Regions from separate parts of the Homo sapiens genome. Here region 1 is linked to region 2. The links are chromatin loops, found by intact Hi-C in ENCODE. Cell type or tissue: OCI-LY7. All regions are shown on one strand. Each heading gives the region's core, and the rest is flanking DNA. Links, peaks and the distances in the headings are about the cores only.

Region 1 (5,376 bases), core at 314-5,313, 200 kb after region 2:
TGGGCAGGGGGCTTGTACAGCCGCCCAAGACCCCACCCTCAGAAGGACCCTTGTTTGATTTAATGTTCTGTTACCATCTCAGAATTCCTTACACTTTTTTTCTGAACAGTGAACTGCATTTTTATTTTGCACTGAGCCTTGCAAATTGTAAGCAATTCTACCTCTACTTGATGAGGTCGTACCTGGCTGGACGGCTATTTACTTCACATGATCGCAATCTTAAATCCAAGACTCCTTAGACAGCTGCACCCCCTTAATTTTTTTAAATCTATCTATCTATCTATCTATCTATCTATCTATCTATCTATCTATCTACCTACCTACCTACATACCTATCTATCTATTTTGAGACAGTCTTGCTCTGTCACCCAGGCATGAGTGCAGTGGCACAATCTCGGACCACTGCAACCTCCGCCTCCTGGGTTCAAAAGATTTTTATGCCTTAGCCTACTGAGTAGCTGGGATTACAGATGTGTGCCACCATGCACAGCTAATTTTTATATTTTTAGTAGAGACAAGGTTGTGTCTTTTTGGCCGGGCTGATCTCAAAATCCTGTCCTCGAGTGATCCGCCTGCCTTGGACTCTCAAAGTGCTAGGATTACAGATGTGAGCCACCACGCCTGGCCTTTATTTATTCGTTTTGAGACCAGGTTATAAGACTAGCTAATTTTTGTATTTTTAGTAGAGACGGGGTTTCACCATGTTGCCCAGGCTGATCTTGAACTCCTGGGCTCAAGCGATCCACCTGCCTTGGCCTCCCAGGGTGCTGGGATTACAGGTATGAACCACTGCACCCGGCTCCATCTCTTTTCTTGCCTGCTTAACCACTTGTGTTTCTGGATCTCCGGGTTTCTGACTTTAGACCCCCTCTCTGCTCTCAATGCCAGTGCTGCCCGATTCCTCACGGTTCTCCCCATCTCGCCTTTGGCTCCGTGGCTTGCTTGGCCCCCCACCTGAGTTTCTCTGCAGATACCTGCCTGGCTACCCCATCCCAAGGTCCTTGCTTATTTCTCCCCTGCACTCCTGCCGGTGGCCTGACCCCTTCTGCCCTGTGCCAATTGTCTGCACCCTCCATCCGGGGTTTGCCAGTCAGCCGGCCCAGAGCTATGTAAACAACAAGTCTAGATGTGTCCCTATTTGGGCAACTCTGCAAGGGAAAAATAAGAAGTTGTTAGAATGCTAAGAATGCAGAGCATCCGGAGATTCCTTAAGCAGAGTCTTCCTCCTGTAGCAAAGTGTGTCGCTGAGATGAGGCATAAAGAAGTGGCTTCACTCCAGGAGGGCCGGCAGCTGAGAAAGGAGGGAAGTTGTGTGTGAATGCCAGGCTGGAAAAAAACTCTTATTTCTTATTTTATCATGAGGTGGTTTTCTTTGAATTGCTTAGAATTGTGCGTACTTTTTTTTTGTAACAACTTCGTTTTAACATAATGTTTCTTATTGCCTTTGGCTAAGATATAATAATATTGATAGTAGGTTTGAAAGACTTAGCAAATAAAAATACAGGATTCCCAGTTATGTTTGAATTTCAGATAAGCAATGAATATCTTTTTTTGCATAATAGGTCCCAAATATTGCCTGTGAATCCTGCATTTTATCTGATGAGGGCTTAAATTGTGCCGCTCACGTGCTCAGTGGTGGTGTAGTAGCCCTAATGAATAGGCACTGTGTGTGGGTCTCTGCTATGTGCCAGGGACCTTATGTCTATTATCGCATTTAGTCCCTCTTTTTTTCTATTCTCCTTTTACGAATGAGAAATTAGAGGCTCTGAGATGCTGAGCAACTCATCCAAGGTCATAGCCAGGAAGTGGTAGGACTAGAATTTTAACCTTTGTCCGATCCCCAAAGCCCATATGCTTCTATTTCTTTTTTTCCTTCCTTCCTTTTTTCTCTCTTTCCTTCCCTCCTTCATTCTGTCTCTCCCTCCCTCCTCTCTCTTTTCTTTTTTCTTTTCCTTTCCTTTCCTTTCCCTTTCATTCTTTGTTTCTTTCTCTTTCTCTTTCTTTCTTTCTCTTTCTTTCCTCTCTCTCTCCTTCCTTCCTTCCTTCTTTCCTTCCTTCTCACTGTCTCTCTCTCTCTCTCTCTTTCTTTTTTGAGACAAGGTCTTGTTCTGTCACCCAGGCTCCAGTGCAGTGGTGCCATTGTAGCTCACTGCCACCTCAAACTCCTGGGCTCAAGCAATCCTCTGTCCTCAGCCTCCAGTAGTTGCTGGGACCACAGGCATGTACCACCATCCATACTCTTTCCTGAATCTCTTCTCCACCACTCCCTCCAAATCAATTTGTCTCTTCACCTTTTAAAAAGTTCAGGACTCTTTTCTCTCACTGTCCCCTCCCTGTACACACTCCTAGAAGAGCAGAGATCCCTGTATGTTAATCTAGAGGAAGCAGATCCCATGGATGGCTGCTTTTTCCAGGTTCATAATTTATTGTACAAATTGAATTATCACATGACAAGTCGACATGAGCTTCTCCAGGCATGAGAACTAAACGGCTGAGGCACAGACAGTTTAGAATCCATTATATTGCTTTCACAGATGGAGTTTTTTTAGATCTTGACTTGAAGTGAAAGATCATCAAAGCAATGCCTCCATATGTGGCCAGTACTCAACTCACTGTACTTGTGAGCGTCTAAGAGTTGAAATGCATTTTAACGCCTGGAATTGGGCATCAGTTTCTGGACCTGCCATGATTTCAATCTAGCCAAAGCCACACATTCCACAGCCACTGTCCTTCAATGTACGCAACCTGGACAGCTATTTTTAAAGCTAGAAATACAAGCTAAATTCATGTGGACAATCCAAGGTAGAGGTGGGAAAGTCTCACCTTCAACCAAATCCTATTAATGGAGAGCAAGCTGCAGTTCCATTCCCAGAAGGTAACTGGTAATTCTGGGAATCAGAAAACAAAATAGCAAACTACAGCACAGAGGCAGAGCCCTAGGGAGATAATAAAATCAAATGAAGTGAACAGGAGTATACAAATTGTAAACCCCCGAAGACTGAGATAATGGCCCTAGAAGCAAGTATAGTAAGCCAAAGGGAGACCCCCTAGAGGCAGAATGGAAATGAGCATGGCAGAAAGTCCTGCAAATACAGCTCCCTGCAGGGCCCAGAGAACACCAGGCAGCCAGGATGCATCTGTGTGCGTCCACTCAGGAGCCCTGTGCCCCCATGTTCTGGCCGCAGAACAGTGGCCGACAGGCAGAAAGCTTGATGCTGGGGTCTGGACACCTTGGAGGTGCTTATGACACTGGCGGCTGAGTGTGAGCCCAGCACGATTCTGCACCATCATGAGTGTTAAGGACAGAGTGTTTCTGGTACTTGTATTTTGTCTTGCGTTACGGCTCTAGTTCACTTTTGGTTTACATTTTATTTATTTATTTATTTATTTATTTATTTATTTATTTATTTATTTATTCTGAGATGGAGTCTCGCTCTGTGGCCGAGGCTGGAGTGCAGTAGCATGATCTCGGCTCACTGCAGCCTCCACTTCCTGGGTTCAAGCAATTCTCCTGGGTCAGTCCCGCCTCCACCCCACCCCCCACCAAGTAACTGGGATTACAGGTGTTCATCACCATGCCCGGCTAATTTTTGTATTTTCAGTAGAGATGGGGGTCTCACCATGTTGGCCAGGCTGACCTTAGATGATCAGCCTGCCTCAGCTTCCCAAAGAGCTGGGGTTACAGGCGTGAGCCACCGAACCCGGCCTTGTTTATGTTTTAAATTAAGTGACTGGACAGAGTCATTCCATCCTGTAGCACTCTCAGCTTCAGGGCAAGGAAGGAATGGGAAGAGAGCAGGCTAGGAGGAAAAAGTGAACAGGATCAGCGATTTTGTGTTTCTCAACAATCGCTCTTCAGCTTTGCAAAGGGAAGAGCTGAATTTGAATCCTGGCCCATCCAATTACTGACCAGGAGGTGTTGAGAAGTTTACCCACAACCTCTCAGAAGCTTTGTTTCCTCAGCTAAAAATTAGTATAATAAAATCTCCTTACCTTAAGCTTTGTAAAGACTCAAAGAAGTATAAATTGCTTTGCAGTAGTTGCTAGGCAGTTATCATTATGTAAAAGTACAGCTCCCCCTTTGAGCAGAGGGCATAAACCAGTAGATGCTATTCTGAATAACCCACTCCAGCAAGGCTCCAACAGAAGGAAGTAATTATAAAGTATTAGATTTGAATGTAAGTCCACTCTGGCCCCAGGGTCCTTTTCTACCTGAAATGTGCATCTTCTAAAACAGTGCCTTAGGTTGGAAGAGAATGGGATCAAATAAGTATGACTGCCAATGCATTTGGATCATTTGGGGAGTGCTTTCAATTTTTTAGTGGAAAAAAATGCTATTAAGCTTAGAAAATGTCCCCATTCTTCTAGGCCCCCAAGCATGCTGAAGTCATCATTTATTACACATTTACTGAGCATCTACTCTGCATCGGACATTGTGCTAGGGAAGATAGACCTGGTCCCCTGCCATTAATGGTGCCTTCATGTTGATTCATACATTAAACAAAGAGTCACACAAATAAGGATAAAATTCAAATGGCGATCAGTGCTATGAAGGAGGAAGTCAGGGTGTATAAGAGCCTAAAACTTAGAGAACTACGTGAGCCTTACCTTTCTGAGATAACTCTTCCTAATCCCCTATGCAGGAAAAAGATTTCTTGTGAAAAGCAATGATAGAAGAGCAATCCGGGGAAGCAAAATGAAACCCAGCCTGAGTTAGAAAGGAGAGACCAGTACATGACATTCTAGACTGGACTCTCCTTTACTCCTTTTCAATGGGCTCATGGGCCAGTGTTTATTTTGCTGACTGCCTCAAAGGAAGTAGTGTCCTCCTCAGACTTAACCACTCTTTTCCAAGTGAAGACTTGGGTGGGTTAAGCAGCATGGATATTAACAAGGCAGGAATTAAGAGGGTCCGCGTGAGGCCGGGTGCGGTGGCTCACGCCTGTAATCCCAGCACTTTCGGAGGCCAAGGCGGGCGGATCACGAGGTCAAGAGATTGAAGTGATCCTGGCCAACATGGTAAAACCCCGTCTCTACTAAAAATACAAAAATTAGCTGGGCGTGGTGGTGTGTGCCTGTAGTCCCAGCTACTTGGGAGACTGAAGCAGGAGAATCACTTGAACCCTGGAGGAGGAGGTTGCAGTAAACTGAGATCACACCATGCACTGCAGCCTGGCAACAGAGAGAGACTCTGTCTCAACAACAACAGCAATAACAACAACAACAGCAACAAAAAGAGGCTCCTCTTGAAGTATAAGAGTCAGTACCAGCCAGCCCCTGGACACAACCAAACCTAGAAGAACTGAGGCTGGGATCACCACCTTGCCCAGTCTCCAGGAGTTACATGGAGCAGAAAAGTGGTGCAGAGGAAGCACG
Region 2 (5,376 bases), core at 308-5,307:
CCTAGGACTGCAACTACACTTTGCTCTGTTGGATCCCCTGTTTCTTAAATTACTAAATTCTGTCTTCCTCTTTCCTGGCCTACTCCTTTGGTTTCAGTAGCACATCCCCAGAACCTTCTGGAATAAAGGTACATAGAGATAAATATTTTGAGAACTTTGACATCTGAAAATGTTTTTATCCTGCCCTCATACTTGATTGAGAATTTATTGAGTTGGTGTGGAATTCTAGATTGCAAATCATTTCCCCTCAGAATTATAAACAGTTTGCTCCAGTTTCTTCTGACTTCCAATGTTGCTACTGAGATGTTCAATGCCATTTTGATTCCTAGTTCTTTGTATGTTATCTGTTATTTTTAGGAAGATTATAGGGTCTCCTTTTTATCCTTAGCGTTCTGAAGGGTTATAAAGATGTGCCTTAGCCTGAACCTTTCTTCTCATTCATTTTGTGGCTCACTTAGCAGGCCCTTTGATACTGAGACTCTTATCCTTTCATTCTGAGAAATTTTCTGGTATTATTTTTTTGATAATTTCCTTCCCTCCATTCTTGCTGGATGTTGGACTTTCAGAATAGATCCTCAAATTTTCTTATCTCTCACATTTTTTCCATCTTTTTGTACTACATTCTGAAGTTTTTATCAATTATTTTTTTTCTTTTTCTTTTCTTTTCTTTTTTTTTTGAGACAGAGTTTCGCTCTGTTGCCCAGGCTGGAGTGCAGTGGTGCGATCTCAACTCACTGCAACCTCCACCTCTTGGTTTCAACCAGTTCTCTGCCTCAGCCTCCCTAGTAGCTGGGATTACAGACACCCACCACCACACCCAGCTAATTTTTTTTTTTTTTGTATTTTTAGTAGAGATGGGGTTTCATCATCTTGGCCAGGCTGATCTTGAACTCCTGACCTCGTGATCCACCCATCTCGGCCTCCCAAAGTGCTGGGATTATAGGTGTGAGCCACTGTGCCCAGACTTTATAAATTATCTTCTATCTTTTCTTTTGAATACTTACTTTAAACTATTCTGCTTTTCAATAGCCAAAATCCCTTTCTTGTTATGATTATTTTATTTTGCACCCTGCGATGGTTTGAATGTCTGTGTCCCCCCAAATTTCTATGTTGAGACCTAACCCCCAACGTGATAGTATTTGTAGATGGGAACCTTTGGGAGGTGATCAGGCCATGAGAATGGAACCCTTATGAATAGTATTAGTGCCTTTATAAAAGAGACCCAAGGGAGTCAGCTCACCCCTTCCTCCACGTGAGGCCACTGCAAGAAGACACTATCTCTGAACCAGAAAGCAGGCCCTCCCCAGACACCAAATCAGCACCTTGATCTTGGATTCCAGTCCCTAGAACCATGAGAAATAAATTTCTTTGTTTATAAACCACCCAGTGTATCATATTTTGTTACGGCATCCTGAAAGTCTAAAATACATCCTATTTCATGGATAAAATGCCTTTTCTTATTTCTCTATAGATAGTAACTATACTACTTTTGAAGATTTGTTCTGTTGTTTCCTCTGTTTTGGTCTTTTTGTTTCATGTTAGAACTTTCCATAAACATCTGGTAATCTTTGGCTATCTGTTAAGATTTCATTATGAGGCACAAAAAACTGGTGGGGGGTTCTGTGTGCATGAATGTGGCTTATTCTCAGAGGCAATCTGGCAGATAATCAGCTTATTCACTGAGGGGATTCTCCCCAGTGTCTGAACTTGAAAGTTTCTTCTCTGCGACCATTGCATTTTTTTTCCAGAGTAGGATCATTTCCTAACTGACTGCCAGTGTTCTGGAAGCAGGTGCAGTGAAGAGCCTAAGAGTCCTACTAATGTGTGTGTGAATTCCGAATCCTTAGTCACCGTGTTCATCCCTAACCCATACTGCCACAAGGACTCTCAAGTCTCACAACTAATTCATTTTAACATGAGAAGATATTAAGAGGGTTAAGAGGTTCTCCATGATTCACCTACTAGTGTGAATTCATATCTTCTCCTTTTGCTTTTCCCCTGGCCCTTAGCTGATATCAACTGCTCTGAGGAAATGGAAGTCTGATTGGTCAGGAAGCAGGAATAGTGGGTAATTTGGGGTCCCAGACCCCCCTTAGCAGGCAAGCAGCCCAGAGGTGGGTAAAGCACTTTAGGAAAGGGTGCTGCAATCCAGGGACTACGGCCCTGGACCTGGACGCCAAAAGGGAGTTGAGAAAGTAGAAAAGAAAACTACTTATGCTTAAATTGTGCTCAGAGCCAGGTCTCTATGCAAAGGAGCAGCAGGTGACCTGATTTCTCCCTCCTGCACTGCAGAGAACCTGCCCTCAAAGACCCAGAGCTCAGCTTCAGTAGAAGTTGAACAGCACTGTGCGAGCGAACCTGAGAACCCAGTCACCCTGAGAAAAACGGTTTCTAGGAGAAAACACATTCTTTGATCCAAACAACCAACTTACAAATGATCTTTTGGACCACGTCCTGCCTGCAAACTGAGGCTCAATTCACCTTTAATGGGCCAGCTCTGGCAGTGCCAAGGGAGAGAGGCCATTAGCAGAAATGAAAAAAGCAAGAAATCTTTTAGTCCATTAGGTTAAAAGAAGATTTTTCATGCTTTATTATTTATGATTTGCGACTTCAGTTACTGTTTCCTGGAACAAATGTTATGATTCAACTTCTATTTACTGAAGCAAATAGATGCTTATCAGCAGTCATGCTACAAATCACAAAGCAGTCAGTAAGGCCTTTGGGGCTGTGGCCTCTTTTGCAATTCTTTGATGTCTTGTCAGGCAACTTATTTTCTGTGCCTTAGAGAGTTTCCAAAAGCTACCACAATCTGATGTGTGTGTGTGTGTGTGTGTGTGTGTGTATACATTTGTGTGTGTATATCTACATGCACTCTTTCTGTCTCTCTTTCTCTCTCTCTCTATATATGGCATATAAATACAGTAAATTCAAAGAATTGAGCAAAAGCAGATTTTGGTTTTTACTTTAAGAATATCATTTCACTTCCTGAAAAATTAGGAATTAGGAGTCCTAAGAATACCACATAGCATTTAGGAAGACTTGAGTGGGAGCTAAGAAAGTTCGAATGAGGGGAGGAAGAAAGTCCCTGGTCAGCCCGGTATAGTGACTCAAGCCTGTAAACCCAGCACTTTAGAAGGCTGAGGTGGGAGGATTGTTTGAGCTCAGGAGTTTGAGATCAGCCTGGGCAACCTAGCAAGACTCTGATCTCTATTAAAAAAAAGAAAGAAAAGAAAGCCTGGGCAGTGGCCTCAGTGAACCCTCGAGGATGCTGTGATCCTCTTGGTGACGTCCCCAGCCTCTGCTTCAGGATGACAGCATGGTCTCCTGCACCATAGCTCGGTCTGAAATTTTCGGTTTTTCTTTCAAGTTCCCCTTTTTCAGTCTTCAAGGGGGATGGAGGAGGTGGCCTGAATAAGACATAAATGAAAGAGGAAGTGTCTCAGCACCAACCAAACGTAAAACAGCGACAGCGACCCACTTAGCTTGTGACCTCTACGGAAATACTGAAGACGTCCTCTGTGTCCTTTTAGACTTTCTGGGGGAGGGGACAGCTGCTGCCCAGAAGCAAGCAGCTTCCTTTTGGCCAGGTCAGTGCAGGGAACCAACAAAGACAGGGACCTGTGGCCAGAAGAAGCACAGCCACAGCAGGTATCTGATTGGACTGAGCCAGGAAAGGCCTTCTTGCCCTTAGGGACCCCTCAAAGCTTCTTTCCCACAAGCTGGAAACTGCTTGGCTCACTGCTGTCCTAAATGCAGGTGCCAGCCGAGGGGGTTACCCTAGGACCGTGAGCCATTAACAGCTTGTCTCAAATACGCTTCTCCAAGGCAGTCAGCGACTCCCCACTGAACACCTGTGGGTTCCTGCTGGTGCTAACTTAGGCACAGGGCTAGCAGGTCCCTCCCCTGTAGCAGATGATGAGAGCAAGTGTGGTGCAGGAGGAACTGGAAAGAGAGCATCGTCAGAGGCGACACTTGCGTGGATTAAAACCATATATTCTTGTGCAATGTAAAATTGCCAACTTGCATCAGCATAACGAAGGACACACTTAGAATAGAAAAGCTGAGGAGGACAGAAGAATAGGAAGAACAACAAAATCATGCCTGGTCCTTTTGCCCAGAAATGACCCATGTGAATCTTGGCTGAACTTTTAGACTTTTTCGCGGTGCACATTTCTGAACATAATTTGACAACGTGGGACCTCTAGAATTGTACATTCTAATTTTTCAGTCCATTTATTTCTTATTCCAGAAAGAATCCATATATAAGGATGGCTCATCACAGTGTTGTTTTTAATTGTGAAAAGCTGAAAAATGGATGCTCGCCACTAGTGTTTATAAATAAATTCAATAAAGTTATGCTCTCACAATAAAATATTATGTAATCATTTAAAAGAATAATCTCATGCTCTGCGTATTATCATGGAAGGATGTCCACAAGGTCTTGCTGAAATTTTTTTAAAAGTCCCAAAACAGTGTATATATAATTTGAGACTATTGATATAAAAATATGGGTGTATATGTGTGTAAAAAAAGATGTTTGGGCCGGGCACGGTGGCTCACGCCTGTAATCCCAACCTTTTTGGGGCTGAGGTGGGCGGATCACTTGAGGTCAGGAGTTTGAGACCAGCCTGGCCAACATGGTGAAACTCCGTCTCTACTAAAATAAAAATAAAAAAAATTAGCTGGATGTGGTGGTGCATGCCTGTAATCCCAGCTACTCCAGAGGCTGAGGCAGGAAAATCGCTTGAGCCAGGGAGGCGGAGGTTGCAGTGAGCCGAGATCTCACCACTGCACTCCAGCCTGGGTGACAGAGCGAGACTCCATCTCAAAAAAAAAAAAAAAAGGATGTTTGCCAAAATGTTAATAATGGTTGTCTTTAGAAGGAGGGCTTTTTGTGCTGTTTACTTTCTTCTTGATATTTTTTAGCAATTTGTTTTTGCAATGAGCATTTACTAGTTTTATATTTTTTAAACTATTTACCTTGAAAAAATTAGGTAAATCTATACTTACCATATAAAATACATTTATTTTGTAGTGAGTGAAAATGAGGGTTACAAAATATATACATAGTATAATATCATGTTCATATTTTATAGTTTTATACATAAATTTACATATTTTAGTTTAAGTGTTTATAAATACAAAAATACATTCACACATTTGAACATATATATAATATGCATATACATTTTACATGTATATATAAAAAGTTTTAAAACATATATTTTTATTTTTTAAGATTACTCTTTTTTTCTTTTTTTTTTTTGAGACAGAGTCTCACACTGTCGCCCAGGCTGGAGTAGAGTGGCACGATCTTGGCTCACTGCAACCTCCACCTCCCGGCTTCAAGCGATTCTCTCGCCTCAGCTTCCCAAG

Evidence for each region. A loop is a pair of places that touch in the nucleus more often than their neighbours do. Peaks named below come from ENCODE experiments on the same cell type or tissue, not always from the same donor. Only the 100,000 strongest peaks of a DNase experiment are listed, where the experiment ranks them.
Region 1: it touches region 2 in a loop (4-fold over the local background); 4 of 110 quality-filtered maps call a loop at or near these places.

Annotation. Positions count from the first base shown.
Region 1 is chr17:65,182,796-65,188,171 of GRCh38, forward strand. All of the region lies in intron 9 of RGS9 (regulator of G protein signaling 9), which reads left to right. Among named protein-coding and RNA genes, the nearest start is that of RGS9, 48 kb to the left of the region's middle. RefSeq lists enhancers at 483-1,019, 1,020-1,556, 2,660-3,183, 3,184-3,707. In OCI-LY7, for the core only: a CTCF peak has its summit at 3,032; no DNase peak of the experiment used is centred there; H3K27ac peaks cover 759 bases.
Region 2 is chr17:64,982,641-64,988,016 of GRCh38, forward strand. No RefSeq gene overlaps it. Among named protein-coding and RNA genes, the nearest start is that of LRRC37A3, 66 kb to the left of the region's middle. RefSeq lists enhancers at 2,266-2,545, 3,163-3,462, 3,743-3,792. In OCI-LY7, for the core only: a CTCF peak has its summit at 1,247; DNase peaks (open chromatin) are centred at 2,281, 2,761, 3,381, 3,841 and 1 weaker place; H3K4me3 peaks cover 3,538 bases; H3K27ac peaks cover 5,000 bases.